Linked DNA regions of Homo sapiens: region 1 is linked to region 2. A link is an interaction called in ENCODE POLR2A ChIA-PET data of the cell type or tissue named here. Cell type or tissue: A673. All regions are shown on one strand. Each heading gives the region's core, and the rest is flanking DNA. Links, peaks and the distances in the headings are about the cores only.

Evidence for each region. ChIA-PET counts read pairs that join two places held together with the same protein. Peaks named below come from ENCODE experiments on the same cell type or tissue, not always from the same donor. Only the 100,000 strongest peaks of a DNase experiment are listed, where the experiment ranks them.
Region 1: POLR2A ChIA-PET joins it to region 2 with 12 read pairs; 4 of 35 experiments call an interaction of 5 or more read pairs at or near these places.

Annotation. Positions count from the first base shown.
Region 1 is chr11:88,443,746-88,450,672 of GRCh38, reverse strand. No RefSeq gene overlaps it. Among named protein-coding and RNA genes, the nearest start is that of GRM5-AS1, 57 kb to the left of the region's middle. In A673, for the core only: no CTCF peak of the experiment used is centred there; no DNase peak of the experiment used is centred there.
Region 2 is chr11:88,351,609-88,358,499 of GRCh38, reverse strand. All of the region lies in intron 1 of LOC101929174 (a long non-coding RNA gene), which reads right to left. Among named protein-coding and RNA genes, the nearest start is that of CTSC, 17 kb to the right of the region's middle. RefSeq lists a cis regulatory region at 747-952. In A673, for the core only: no CTCF peak of the experiment used is centred there; no DNase peak of the experiment used is centred there; H3K27ac peaks cover 480 bases.

The DNA of each region.
Region 1 (6,927 bases), core at 2,558-5,057, 90 kb before region 2:
TTTGGCCCCCAAAGCTTCACATTCATCCCACGTACAAGTTAAAACACACCCATGTCAACATCACCATAGGTCTCAACCCACTACAGCATCAACTCAAAGTCTAAAATTTCATCTAAATGTCAGTTAAAATGTCCCAAATCTTATCAACTAAATCATCTAAATCAGGTATGGGTGAGATCCTGGGTATAATCACCTACAAGCATATTTCTCTCTTTTTAAAAAATTTTTAATTTTTAATTATTGTTGATTACATAGTAGGTGTATATATTTATAGGATACATGAGATAGTTTGATACAGGCATACAATGTGTAGTACTCACATCAGGGTAAACAAGGTATCTATCACCTCAAGCATTTATCCTTTGTGTCATAAACAATCCAATTACACTTTTTCAGTTTCAAAAATGTACCATAGGCCGGGCGCGGTGGCTCACGCCTGTAATCCCAGCACTTTGGGAGGCCAAGGCGGGCGGATCACGAGGTCAGGAGATCGAGACCATCCTGGCTAACACGGTAAAACCCCGTCTCTACTAAAAATTCAAAAAATTAACCGAGCGTGGTAGCAGGTGCCTGTAGTCCCAGCTACTCGGGAGGCTGAGGCAGGAGAATGGCGTGAACCCGGGAGGCAAAACTAGCAGTGAGCCGAGATTGCGCCACTGCACTCCAGCCTGGGGAGAGAGTGAGACTCCACCAAAAAAAAAAAAAAAGTATGATAAATTTTTGTTGACTATAGTCAGTCTCTTGTGCTATCAACTACTAGACCTTATTCATTCTTTCTAACCATATTTTTCTACCCATTAAACACCCACCCATCTCCCATTACCCTTCTCAGCGTCTGGTAAACATTGTTCTACTCTCTAGCTCCGTTAGCTCAATTGTTTTAATTTTTAGCTCTCACAGATAAGTGCGAACATGCAAAGTGTGTCTTTCTGTGCCTGGCTTATTTCACTTAACATAGTGACCTCCTGTTTTATCCATGATATTAAAAATGACAGGACCTCACTCTTTTTTATGCCTGAATAGTACTCCATTGTGTATATATGCCACATCTTCTTTATCCATTTGTCTACTGATGGACACTCAGGTTGCTTCTAAATCTTGGCTATTGTTAATAATGCTGCAATAAAGATGGAGTGCAGATAGCTCTTTGATATACTGATTTCCTTTATTTGGGGTATATACTTAGCAGTGGGGTTGCTGGATCACATGGTAACTCTATTTTTGGTTTTTTGAGGAACACTCAAACTGTTCCATAGGGGCTGTACTAATTTACATCTCCACCAACAGTGCATAAGGGTTCTCTTTTCTCCATACCTTTGCCACTGTTTGTTATTGCCTGTCTTTTGGATAAAAACTTTTTTAGGCCGGGCGCGGTGGCTCACGCTTATAATCCCAGCACTTTGGGAGGCCGAGGCGGGTGGATCACGAGGTCAGGAGATCGAGACCATCCTGGCTAACACGGTGAAACCCCGTCTCTACTAAAAATACAAAAAAAATAGCCGGGCATGATGGTGGGCGCCTGTAGTCCCAGCTACTCGGGAGGCTGAGGCAGGGGAATGGCGTGAACCCGGGAGGCGGAGCTTGCAGTGAGCCGAGATTGCGCCACTGCACTCCCGCCTGGGCCACAGAGCGAGACTCCGTCTCAAAAAAAAAAAAAAAACTTTTTTAACTGGAGTGAGATGATATTTCATTGTAGTTTTTATTTAAATTTCTCTTAATCTATTAACCTGTGAAGCCCAAAAAAACAAGTTTTCTTTCCCCAAAATAGAACAGAAAATGGTAGTAGGAAAAAAAAAGTCACTGGCCCCAAGCTACTTTGAAATACTACTGAACAAATTTCCTTAGGATTTAAAGTGTGGGAATTATCCTCTGTGGTTTGTGTTAGGTTTTCAAGGGAAAGCAAGGGTTAAAGAAAGACACACACACACACACACACACACACACACACACACACACACACAGAAAGAGGGCAGCTCAACAGTAAATGCAGGCTTTATGCCCAGCATAAAACCTATAGAAGTGGGGAACCAGCCCAATGTCAGATCCCACCGCGGCTTACAGGCTGGGGCAATTTATAGGTATGGGTGGGAGGGGTCTGGTCAGTATAGCTTGCTGCCCGGCAAGATATTGATAAGATGTTCCCATAATGAGGCAGTTCTGGCTCTTGTTCCAGCGGAATGTCATCGTGGTGTTCCTTGGACCTTTGTCCAGCAAGATGTGATAGGGATGTTTCTTTAGTTGGGACTCTGACTACCTTGTGGTCAGGTGGTTAGGCAGGATGTTTCTCAAGGCCCGAACTCCCATGAAACGTTTCCCTCTGACCAAGGTCTGCAAAAGAGCAGGCAGCTTACAACATGGTGCAGTTTGGTCTAACAGTTTTCAGCTCTGCCATCTGAGCTCCCAGCTCTGCCCCAATGTCATCGTTTCCTTTTTCATGAAGGGTAGCATGTGTTTGCAGCAGAAGCATTTTCTCAGCCTGTTTCTTCTTGCAGAATTTGGGGAATATAACAGCCTTCTTGTATTTTGTCTTCCTTCGTTCTTTTTCAGTTCAAGCTAGCAGTGTTTCTGATGATAGAACATTTTTAAAATCCTTGGGGGACTCTCATGTATGTCTCAGAAATTCACTCCATTAGACAAGAGGCTCATCCCACAGCTCTTTCCTATATAATTCCATCTCTATTCCTGACTTCCACTTATATGGCTGAGGGGCTCCATGAGTCACATTCCCAGTCTCTTCTAAGAGCCTACCATGTGACTGAATACTCTGACTTTTTTATCCTTCCAAACAACTGGCAAAACGTTGATCATCGATCTGCACACCCTTGGTATTCTGTCCAGAGCATGCTTCCCCGCCTCCCTTTTTTTTTCTTTCCTTTTTTTTTAGCATGCTTTCCTGACAGAGAATCTCCTAATTTCAGCATCTTTTACAATTTGGATAAGCTGAGAACTTTCCAAATAATAAAGTTCTGATTCCTTTTTCCTAACAGTTCTTCTCTCAAGCTATTTCTTTTCTCTTTTATTTTACTAAGCAACAAAAAGAAACTGGTTCATATCATCACCACTTTACCTGGAAATCTATCTCGGTAAATAACCAGTTTCATTACTTACAAGTTATGCTTTCCATGTAACTATAGGACACAATTCAGCCCAGCTTTCTGCCACTATAGAATAAGGTTCTCTTTTCCTCTAGTTTTGAGTAACAAGTTCCTCATTTTCTTCTGGCACCTCACCAGCAGCACTTTTAATGTCATTTTTCTACCAACAATCTGTTTATGATGTTCTCTTAAGACAATATAGGTTTTCACTACTGTGCTTCTTACTTCCTTCTGAGTCCATAATAGCAGAGTAGTCAATATCCATATTTATACCTACAGTCTATTTAAGGCAGTCTAGGTTTTTGCTATCATGCCCCTCAAAATTCTTCCTTCTTCTGCCCAATGCCCAATTCCAAAATCACTTCCACATCTTTGGTATTTATATAGCAACATCCCACTTCTAGATACTGAAATCTATATTAGTTTCTTATCGCTGCTGTAGCAAATTATTTTTAAAAACAACACAAATTTGTTATCTTACAGTTCTGAATATTTTGAAATCAAGTTTCCAAATATCTGGGTACTGTGGTTTGGCCTAGTTGGCATATAAAATTGATCATCACACATAATAAGAGATTTCAGGGATTAGGAAATGAATATCTTTGTAGAGCCATTATTTTGTGTACCACAGTGATGGTCTAAAAATGTGAAGAAAAAAAGGAGTAAAATAAGCAGACAAAGTGACATGAAGGGGAATGTGAGGTATAAACAGAGTTGTAGAAAGGCATTTCAAATAGATATAATTTGCAACAGTGTGGAGGGGATAGATGGGAATGCAGATCTCAGAAAAGTGGCAAGAAACATAGCTGTAGAGATGGCAAAATTATACACATAAGGGGTTCATCTTCATAAAGGACTTTGATTTTTACCCTAAAGTGAATCCTTAGGTATGGATGATGAGAATACCAATACTGAGTCATTGATGAGTTTAAGTAGGGAAAGATGAGCTCATCATTGTGTTTGAGAAAGACCATTCTGGTGCCAGTGAAAAGTCCTGACTTCTATGGAGAAATATTGAGGATAAGGAAAAGACAAACAGGGACTGAACCAACACTGTAGCAATGGGACTGAGGGGAGGAGCTCAAGGCATAATCTATAAGACTTGGTGACTGATTAGTTAAAGATGATAAATCATTAAAAATATGCCTACAAGCATTTGAAAGATTATGTTCATGTCTAAGACAGAAATGTTATTATAAGGACAATTGATTGCATTATTAAAGACAATGTAGGCATCTGGCAATGTTTTGTTAGAGTGATGATATTTGATTATATTCTAGGAAAATGTCATGGTTGATTGGTAGGACATGATGGTGGTTTCTCACTACTAAAACGTCTCAAGGGAATTTTAAAGAGTCTGTAGTTAAAAGACCTCTCTTTGGAGTCCCAAGGCAAGAGTAGAAAGCAGCATTTAATGAGGACCCTAAGAATAAAGTGGAAGCTAGAGAAGTCTCCCACCTTATAAGAGAGATGAAATGAGGGGGAAACTCATGGTTAAGATTAAAAATCTTAATAATAACGACAACTTATATTAAGCATATTGCCAGGCTCCAGCAAAAAAAAAAAATGTATACATTTATGGTTTGATCTTCATATATACCTGGTATAGTATATATTTGCCATCAGTATTGCCATACTAATGATGAAGTGATTGAAGTTTAGAAACCTGACATCTTACCCAAAGTCACACAGTGGAGAAAGACGAGTTCAAACTCAGACATCTCAGACTCCAAAAGCTGTTCTCTTAAGGAAAGAGAGGCAGGTTCCATCTCTCTTTATTGACAGTCTTACTTGGCATAAGCGTGGACCCAATAGCAGCTATGGTGTCATATACAAGATGCACATTACAAAGAATGGAACAACAGACACCGGGACATACTTGAGAGTGAAGGGTGGGAAGAGGGTGAGGATAGAAAAACTACCTATTGGGTACTATGCTTATTAACTGGGTGACAAAATAATCTGTACACCAAACCACCATGGTGCACAATTTACATATATAACAAACCTATACCTGTACCTCTGAAGCTAAAAGTTAAAACAAAAACAACTGTAGAGCCAAGAGACTCAGAGTTGCTACTCCAAATGCCCAGTGGCTAGCTGTGTGACACTGAGCAACCCTTGACTCTCTCTGTCCAATTTTCCTCATCTGGAAATTAGATCCATGTTTTCTACCCACCAACCAAGGAACCAGTACAGCAAATTCTTTAGCCTTTTGTGATTATTCTTTTCACCATTCTCCTCTGTAGGAGTGTGGGGCTCAGATTCCCCTTCTTCTTTTCCCACATTCCGTATCCCACCTGGTAGATGGTGACACTGATGCTGACGTATGATTTGATTTGCAAACTATCAGACGCAGGACCTCTGAAGTCCCTTCTTGATCATAAAGTCTACTAATGAGCTGCAGCTGATAATACTTCCTTTTTTTTTTTGAAACTGTAAGTATATTCATCTGTGAAAAATAAATTCTATACTGAGATACTTCTGAAGCTGCATTTCGTTCTGTACTAAGGAGAAATTTCACTGAAAGAAAAAAATAAGGCTGGGGAGAAATTTTCTCTGTGGGAGAGGTTAAAGAAATACTAAAGAGTCTTAGCAATGGCATGTAAACAACATAGAATCATTCCTGAACTCTGGGACACCTTCAAACTCTGAAATTAGCTATAGACAGTGGATTAAAAAAAAAGAAATATTCCTGGAGTGAACCCCGACAAAGCAATTTGATATTCACAAAGCTCTTTAGTCCTGAATCCCCCCCAAAAACATATTGTTTATTTGACTTAGAAATTTAATTTAACAACAGTTGCCAGTTACATGGAAGTAGTGGGTGGACTTTTAAAGGTAAACAGTTCAGTACAGAAACTATTATGTGTGGGAATCGTACTCTGTGCCTACTAAAAAGCAGTATCTTCCCTTAGTAGAAGTGTATGACAGGGTTTGGTACTGTTAAAACAACTGAAGTTCCTCATAATTGGGAAATTGCCTCTTTTGCACAGTCCATCAGACACTCACTTGGCTGCACTTAATGGAAGATGCTGATGGAAAGCCACAAAAGTGTCACTGGGGTGACATTCCATTTAAAGTCACCCCAACCAGACATTGTGAGCTTTCCAGGGGGAGGCATAAGCGCCAGGCTGGAAGCAGGCGGGATGATAACACAAAACAACTCAGGAGAGAGCTCTACAGCCCAGTGACTGAGGGATGAGGCTCTGTGGGTGAGTAGAATCTTTGCTACTTGTAGATGGATTTTGTTTCTCTCTCACAAGACCTTTCTAAGTCCTGCCTGCTCCCTGGAGAAAGAGCTCAGAATGTGAAAACAATGCATAGTTTTATTTGACTGAGAATTTATGTAAGCAAAAATAAGGAGTAGAAAGAAAAACAAAAGCCCTGTATAATGGCATGAAAACTACATTAGAAAACAGGAAAACAACTGTATTTGTGACCTCTGACAATTTTAGCCTCTATTTTGTCATCAGCGAATGAAGGGCCTTAGATGATGTCAAAGTTAGCTTTTAAGGTTTATTTCTGTGAATTAATAATTGTTTATTTTAGTTGAAGAGAAGAATTTAAGAAAAAAAAAAGAAAAAATGTAAATAAATTAGTAGGTCTTTCTAAGAAGTAAAAGGGAAGATTGGCCTAAGTTGATTATGATGATTGTTGATAACAGGACATTCTACCTACTGACTGACCCCTTTAAAAATAAATAAATTTAAGGGGTACAAGTGCAGTTTTGTTTCACAGATATATTGTGTAGTGGTGAAGTCTAGACTTCGAGTGTAGCCATCACCTGAATAATGTACATTATACCCATTAAGTAATTTCTCATCCTTTA
Region 2 (6,891 bases), core at 408-2,907:
AAATTATTCAAACAAAAATTGTTTATCAATGACAACTTCCATTTTCCCCAACTTGGTAGTACTACCTTTATAGTTAGTTGCTAAATAACATATATTTTGATTAAATAGCTCTGAATTATCTTATATAACTTGTATTTTATTAATCGCAACAGGGTCTATTAATATGCACATATGAGAAAGTCATGCATGAATAGAAGACATACTACTGATTAATATGTGTCTTTGATGCATTTTGCTTCCTCCACTCCATAAATCAACTTCACATGGTCTGAATTTGGAAAACCCGGATATAAAGTTCTTCCTTGTTTATTGTTTTCTGCTTGCTACTCTTTTCTTCTCAAAAGAACTATGAATTTCTTGAAGGTTGGGAGAGCAGATTCTTAGAAAAAATATGAAGAGGATGAAGGTTTTTTATTTTTCTATGTTTCTCCTTTCCTTTTTTCTTAATCTCTGGAAACCTCCCACACTTCAGGGCCCAGGGCCCTCCTACTGTGATGTTCTCTCTGGGCTTTGTATAAATTCAAATCTTTTACCACTTTTTCTAGTATCCCTAAGGGATTTTTGTGGGAAAAATAATCTTAGCTAACTTTGATGACGCGTATTTTGTTACAGTTCTCAGAAGTGTTTGTATTTTAACCACAGGCAATTACATTCAATAAATATTTATTGAAGCCTATTCTAAACCTGAATAGTGTCAATTACAGGACCTTCCTGCCATGCCCACCACCTATAAAGATGCTAAGGAAGGCAGACAAATAAATAAATTAAATGAAGCATGCAGTCAATATGGTGATGAAAGCAGGTACGCTGTGTAGCTGTTGTACAGAAGAAGGAATGACTAAGCATTCTTGGTATAACAGGGAGGGCTTTCTCAATGACCCAAAGGAATTCATCATAAAAGTGAAATTTCAGACATCAGTGATAAACTAGTAGAAAAATTGCTACCCCTAAGCTAAATTTCACTGTTTTGTCACATTGAAACTTTATGCAAACAAAATAGAAACTTTCATCTCTTTGCCAAATTTTTCCCTCTGCTAAGTCACCCTACCTAAGTCAGTTTCTCTTTTTCTGTCTCTCTCTGTCTCTCTTTCATCTTCTCCTTCTCTCTCTTGCTCACTAGCTCTAGTTCTCACTCTTGCTCTTACTCTAAAAGCAAAACATCTGCACCATCACAGACTAGCTATAACCTCTCCTCCTCAGATTCAAATCTCTTCCTTGCCTTTAGAAGAATTAATGGTTCCCTTCTTCATGCTCTCCTCACACTGTATTTAAAACTCACAGCCTTTATCATATTCTGCGTATTAAAGTCACTACCACTCAGTTTAGTAGTAATAAACCTTTACATTTCTATTATAAATCTTACAGTTTACAAAATAGTTTCACATATATCATCACATGTGATCCTGACAACAGCTCTTTAAGGTGAGAATTATCTTTGGGTTTTTTTTTTTGTTTTTTTTTTGTTTTTTTTTTGAGACGGAGTCTCACTCTGTCCCCCAGGCTGGAGTGCAGTGGCGCCATCTCGGCTCATTGCAAGCTCCGCCTCTCAGGTTCAAGCCATTCTCTTGCCTCAGCCTCCCGAATAGCTGGGACTACAAGGGCCCGCCACCACGCCCGGCTAAATTTTTTGTATTTTTAGTAGAGACGGGGTTTCACCGTGTTAGCCAGGATGGTCTGGATCTCCTGACCTCGTGATCTGCCCATCTCGGCCTCCCAAAGTGCTGGGATTACAGGCGTGAGCCACCGCTCCCAGCCAAGAATTATCTTTGTTTTATTATGAGAATATCTAAACCTCAGAGAATTTACGCAAGATAATACATTTAGTAAGCAGCTGCCAAAGTTAGGTCTTCTAACGCTAAAGTTATTTCTCTAATGTAATTTTGAGACAATATTCTTTGCATAACATCTTACAAATTGAGGACATCATACTGGATTTGAATGGAGAAAATAAGCTACATATTCTTGAACTTTATAGTTTCCTTGCCTCTTATGTTTAACTATCCAGTAATTTTTATCACACTTTTTTAACATTTATCTTCAAAACTGCAAGTTCTGTTTTTGTTCCAGAAATATTCTGTGGAATTAACATGTGCATAGAGTCAAACTACTTGAACTTTATTTTAAAATATATTTATAAAGGTCTTTCTGCGCATAATGTATTGGATCACTTGACTCAAGTAATTAAACTATATACTGTTAATATTATGACTGGGAAATTTCCTTTAAATTAAGTAATTTCAATTATTCATTCAATTGTAGGTTTGGGTTTTTGCCCCTGCTACATGGAATAACTAAATCATATAATTTAAAGTAGATTCAAGTTTAGACAGAGTATGTCTTGAGCTGTCATTTAATGGAAACGGCTCAGAGAAGTTGCTACATCTAACTAGTGTCAGAAACTTTCCTAGGTTAGCTGACATTTATGAGGCAGGAAGAAACTCAAGTCACTACGTAGCCAACTTTCTGTTTTTCCCACCATAATGAATGTCATGTGCTCATAATAGTAACCCTTTCTAAAACATTAAAAAATATTTACAGTAAAAAAAAAATTTAAAAGTTAAAAAAAATAGGACTTTGGAGAGGCATTTCTCCATGGCATTTCTATAGATCTTGTGTTAGGCTGTTTTTTCAAGGTTGTTCCCATAGCAAAGAGCTTCTTGGAAGCTAGAAATGGTCTCTCCTTACAGGTCAGAGGACAGATTTATTTGCTGACCAGGATATCAAAGATGAGATGTTTCCATCTCCTTCCTGGAGACAATCCGGCATAATCAAGATATTGTCTTTTCCAGAGGAGAGGTGGAGAGGTTTGCCAGAAATCCCTGTATAAAATTAGGATATCCTCATCTGAGAGTTCCTCAATTGTGACAGAGATTCATGGAGTGATTATTATTTACCTGGGCCCATGTCTGCCTTGTCCTCTCCTTCTTTCTTTTAATATTATTAAATAAATATTTTCTATTATTATGAACTCCATGTACAGATTTTTATTAGCTATAAATATTTCCTCATTTACACAAACTGTAATTTTTTGCCCACACCTATATAATTTTCTGTTTTTCTCTACTACAAATATACATTAATAAACATCATTGTTCTTAATTTTGTCTGTGTATTATATTATTTTTAATAGGATAGCTGTGCAGATGTGAAATTATCTAATAAAATGCTAAAAAGATTATTTGAGATTCTTATTTCATTTTACCAAAATGCTTTCCAAAATGTTCAAACCATGTTGTATTCTCACTAGCCATGTCACAATGTGTTTTCATAACTATAATCTTTCACCTCTTCTCCACCACTCATGGTTTTAGCTATTCTGGATTATTCACACTTCCTCAAATTTCTATAGACCTTTTCAACATGTTCTTTCCTTGACTTTAAATGCTGTTGGCATACACAACGCTTACCCAGCAGAGCTCAGCCTATCACTTTCTCAGAGAGTTCTCTGACTTCGTAAACTACCATACATTATCATTATGATACTGACACTTACCTTTGTGATACTCAACCCACATGTACCTGAAGTTTTATTTCTGGCTTAAATTTAAGCTCCATGACAGCAAGGGTCTCATTTGCCATGTTCATTGCTGACTCCTTGCTGCTAACACAGCTTAGCATGGAGTAAGTAAATATGCACTTGTATGAATGAATGAATCTTTATTGAAAAAGTGAATTTTTTTCAATGTTCATAAAAATCTAGTGAGATAGGCATGGCAATTATCCCTAATTTGACCTGTAATGAATCACAGAAATAGTTTGATCTTCTCAACATCCAAATGAGTTGGTGAGAGAGATATAATTATAAGCCAGGTTTCTTGGCTCCTAGCAGATACTTTTTCCAATATATGTTTCAGATATTTTGAGTATTTCTGTGATTTAAAATGACAGTTTTGTGCAAATTGAGTTCTAGGGAGAATCATAGAGATTCTCTAAATATTTATTGTCTCTATGTCTATAGAGATACCTAATAATACCCCTGAATCAATAGTTTTTCTATTAATGGATTCAATTTAACAAAATCAGAAATTATAATCACAGAGGGAACAGTTTGTTTTTTCAGCCTTCTAGGGAACCATGTTAAACTTAGTTCAGCAAATTAGATGATAGTTTCATTTTGACTTTCAGACATGTCATGTGAATCACACGCAGATGGGTTTTTCTTAATTAACTCTTGCAATTATGCAACAGATTTTTTGCCTACAGCTTTTCAATTTTCTAAAGAAAAACCAAGAAAGACAGTCCAGCACGGGACACTAATCTTTATTTATTCCTCCTCATTCCAGGTTCTAAGCAACTAGAAAGTTCAACTTGTGGTAATGTTTCTGTACCCTTTTATGAGAGAAAAATGATAAGCTGACATTTAAAATGTTTAAAAAGCATCTCAGTATATGACACATTGTGGTATAACGGTATAATGAAAACTATCAGGTTTAACATGCTGCTCAGTCTGTAGCACAGAACCACATGCTCATAGTAATGTGCATCAGGAGTGGCCACACTGCAGTTTCAGGGGGCCCTAAGTTCTCTAGAAAGTTGGGGGCTGTTGACTCTAGATTTCTGATCAGTGTCCCAATAAGCTGGGAATATTTGCCAGGAGCCCAACAAATGGGACACCAATTTGACATATGGTCCTGAAGATAGAAGCCAAAGTTCGCTATGACTTAGGGATGGCTGAAGTAAAAATTCATTCATCAAATATTAGACTCAAAACTTCCTTGCTTTCATCATATCATTCTTTCTTACTTGGTCCTTTTTCTGCATATCTTAATTTCTCTTTTATGAACCCCTTTTCTTAAACATTTTTGTTAAATTTTATTTTAAACTATCTTCAGCCCTTTCTTTCCCCTTTTTCCCCTGCATGACATAGCCTTTCTTTGGGTGATCTCTATGCTTGTAACGTCAGCTCTCCTTTATTTAGTGATGACTAATAAAAACTGTGTTAGCCAGCGCCTGAGGTAACCTGAACACCTTGTAAGTATTCTCATTGTCTGCCTATTCCTTGAAGAGAGTAGATGCTCAATAAATATTTATTGCAAGATTGAATGACCATTCCCGAGTCCTACATCAATATTCCCAGCCTTTTACTAGACAACTCCATTATTATATCCCACAGGTGCTTCAAAGACATATCCCCATTTGAATGAACTTTTTTCCAAAAATATCTACTCTCCTGTCATTTCCTCTTGCTTAGTAGCTGCAACACTTACCAGTAGGTACTCCATGTTGAATAGATATTTATTGAATAAATACAGTTTTTAAGATTTAAAAAGTATTATATTTATTATATTATATATGGATGACCATTTATTCAGTATAACCAGAATATCTTTTTAGTCTGTATACAAGTAAGGCAGTGTGGTACACTGGGAAGAAATAAGTATCTAACTTTTCATAAACTGAAAATCAACCAAGCTTTCTAGTTTAGCTACTTATTAACTGCATGTTTATTGAGATGCTTAATGTCTTTGTTTGTAACACTTTTTCATTTCCAAAATGAAGTAAATAATGCCTGCCTTATAGTGCACCTGTAAGGATTAGACAGTGTGAATATGTACAAATTGTCTATAGATAATAGACACTTAATAAACAGTAACTGTTATTATAAAAATGAGGTTGGGCATGGTGGCTCACACCTGTAATCACAGCACTTTGGGAGGCTGAGGCAGGGGGATCACAAGGTCAGGAGTTCAAGACCAGCCTGACCAACGTGGTGAAACATCTCTACTAAAAATACAAAAATTAGCTGGGCATTGTGGCGTGTGCCTGTAATCCCAGCTACTCAGGAGGCTGAGGCAGAAGAATCACTTGAATCTGGGAGGTGGAAGTTGCAGTGAGCCGAGATCGTGCCACCGCACTCCAGCCTGGGTGATAGAGCGAGACTCCATCTCAAAAAAACAAACAAACAAAAAAATGAATTATACCCATACCTGCAGCCTCTCTCCAAGCACTTACCTTTAACTTAATTTCTTTGTTCCTTCTAGTTTATTAATAATACTGTTGTCAGTAATTTGTACCCTACATCAGTGAGAAGGCCTATTAACATTATAGAAGTCAAAAAAGGAAAAAAAATTACAAATTAAAAACATAAGGCACCTAATAACAGTATGAATTTGCATTCCTAGAATTCTCTCCTTGTAAATTCAATCTTAACTAGATGCTAGAATGAGATAAAACCCAGCACTGGCAAGCTGACAAGTGTTTGAGAGAACATTTGTGGCTGAAGGCTTAGGCAGAATTTCCAGAGGAGAGGGCTATAGTGCAACACTTATGAATAGGCAAAAAGCATAAGTTACAAACAAGATATAATGTACATACATGGATGTGTACCAAATAGCATAGCAACTAAATCTATTAAGAACAAATAATTAAAATAACTGAAAAATTAGAGTGAATTTACATTGAAAGATTTCAATTACTCTTTCAGAATTGAAAGTTGTAATAGACAAAAGAAAAAAAAGCAAGTTCATAAAGAGATTTAATACAATCACAGTGAGTGTATATCACAGGCCTGTTGAGCAGTAAAATATAATTTTTTATATGTTCATTTCATAAAATTCGCCACAAAGAAAGCATTAATAAAATCTTAAATATTGGCATTTTATAGGCCACATTCTCCAAACTAACTACTAAAATAAGAAAATAAATTATAATAAAAATTGAACTTGTTATAATAAGAAACTGACTCCTTAATAACCTATAGAACAAGCTAGAAATCAAACCTAAATTATAAACTTTTTAATACAAAGGAAAAGAAGCACTTTATAACTTGCGGGATGCAAGTTTGTCTTAGAAGAAAACTTAGAGCCTAATATGTCTTTATTATTTAAGGAAAAGATTGAAAATGAGGTACTAAGTACTATGTTAATAAATTAGAATAGAAAAAACAAACTG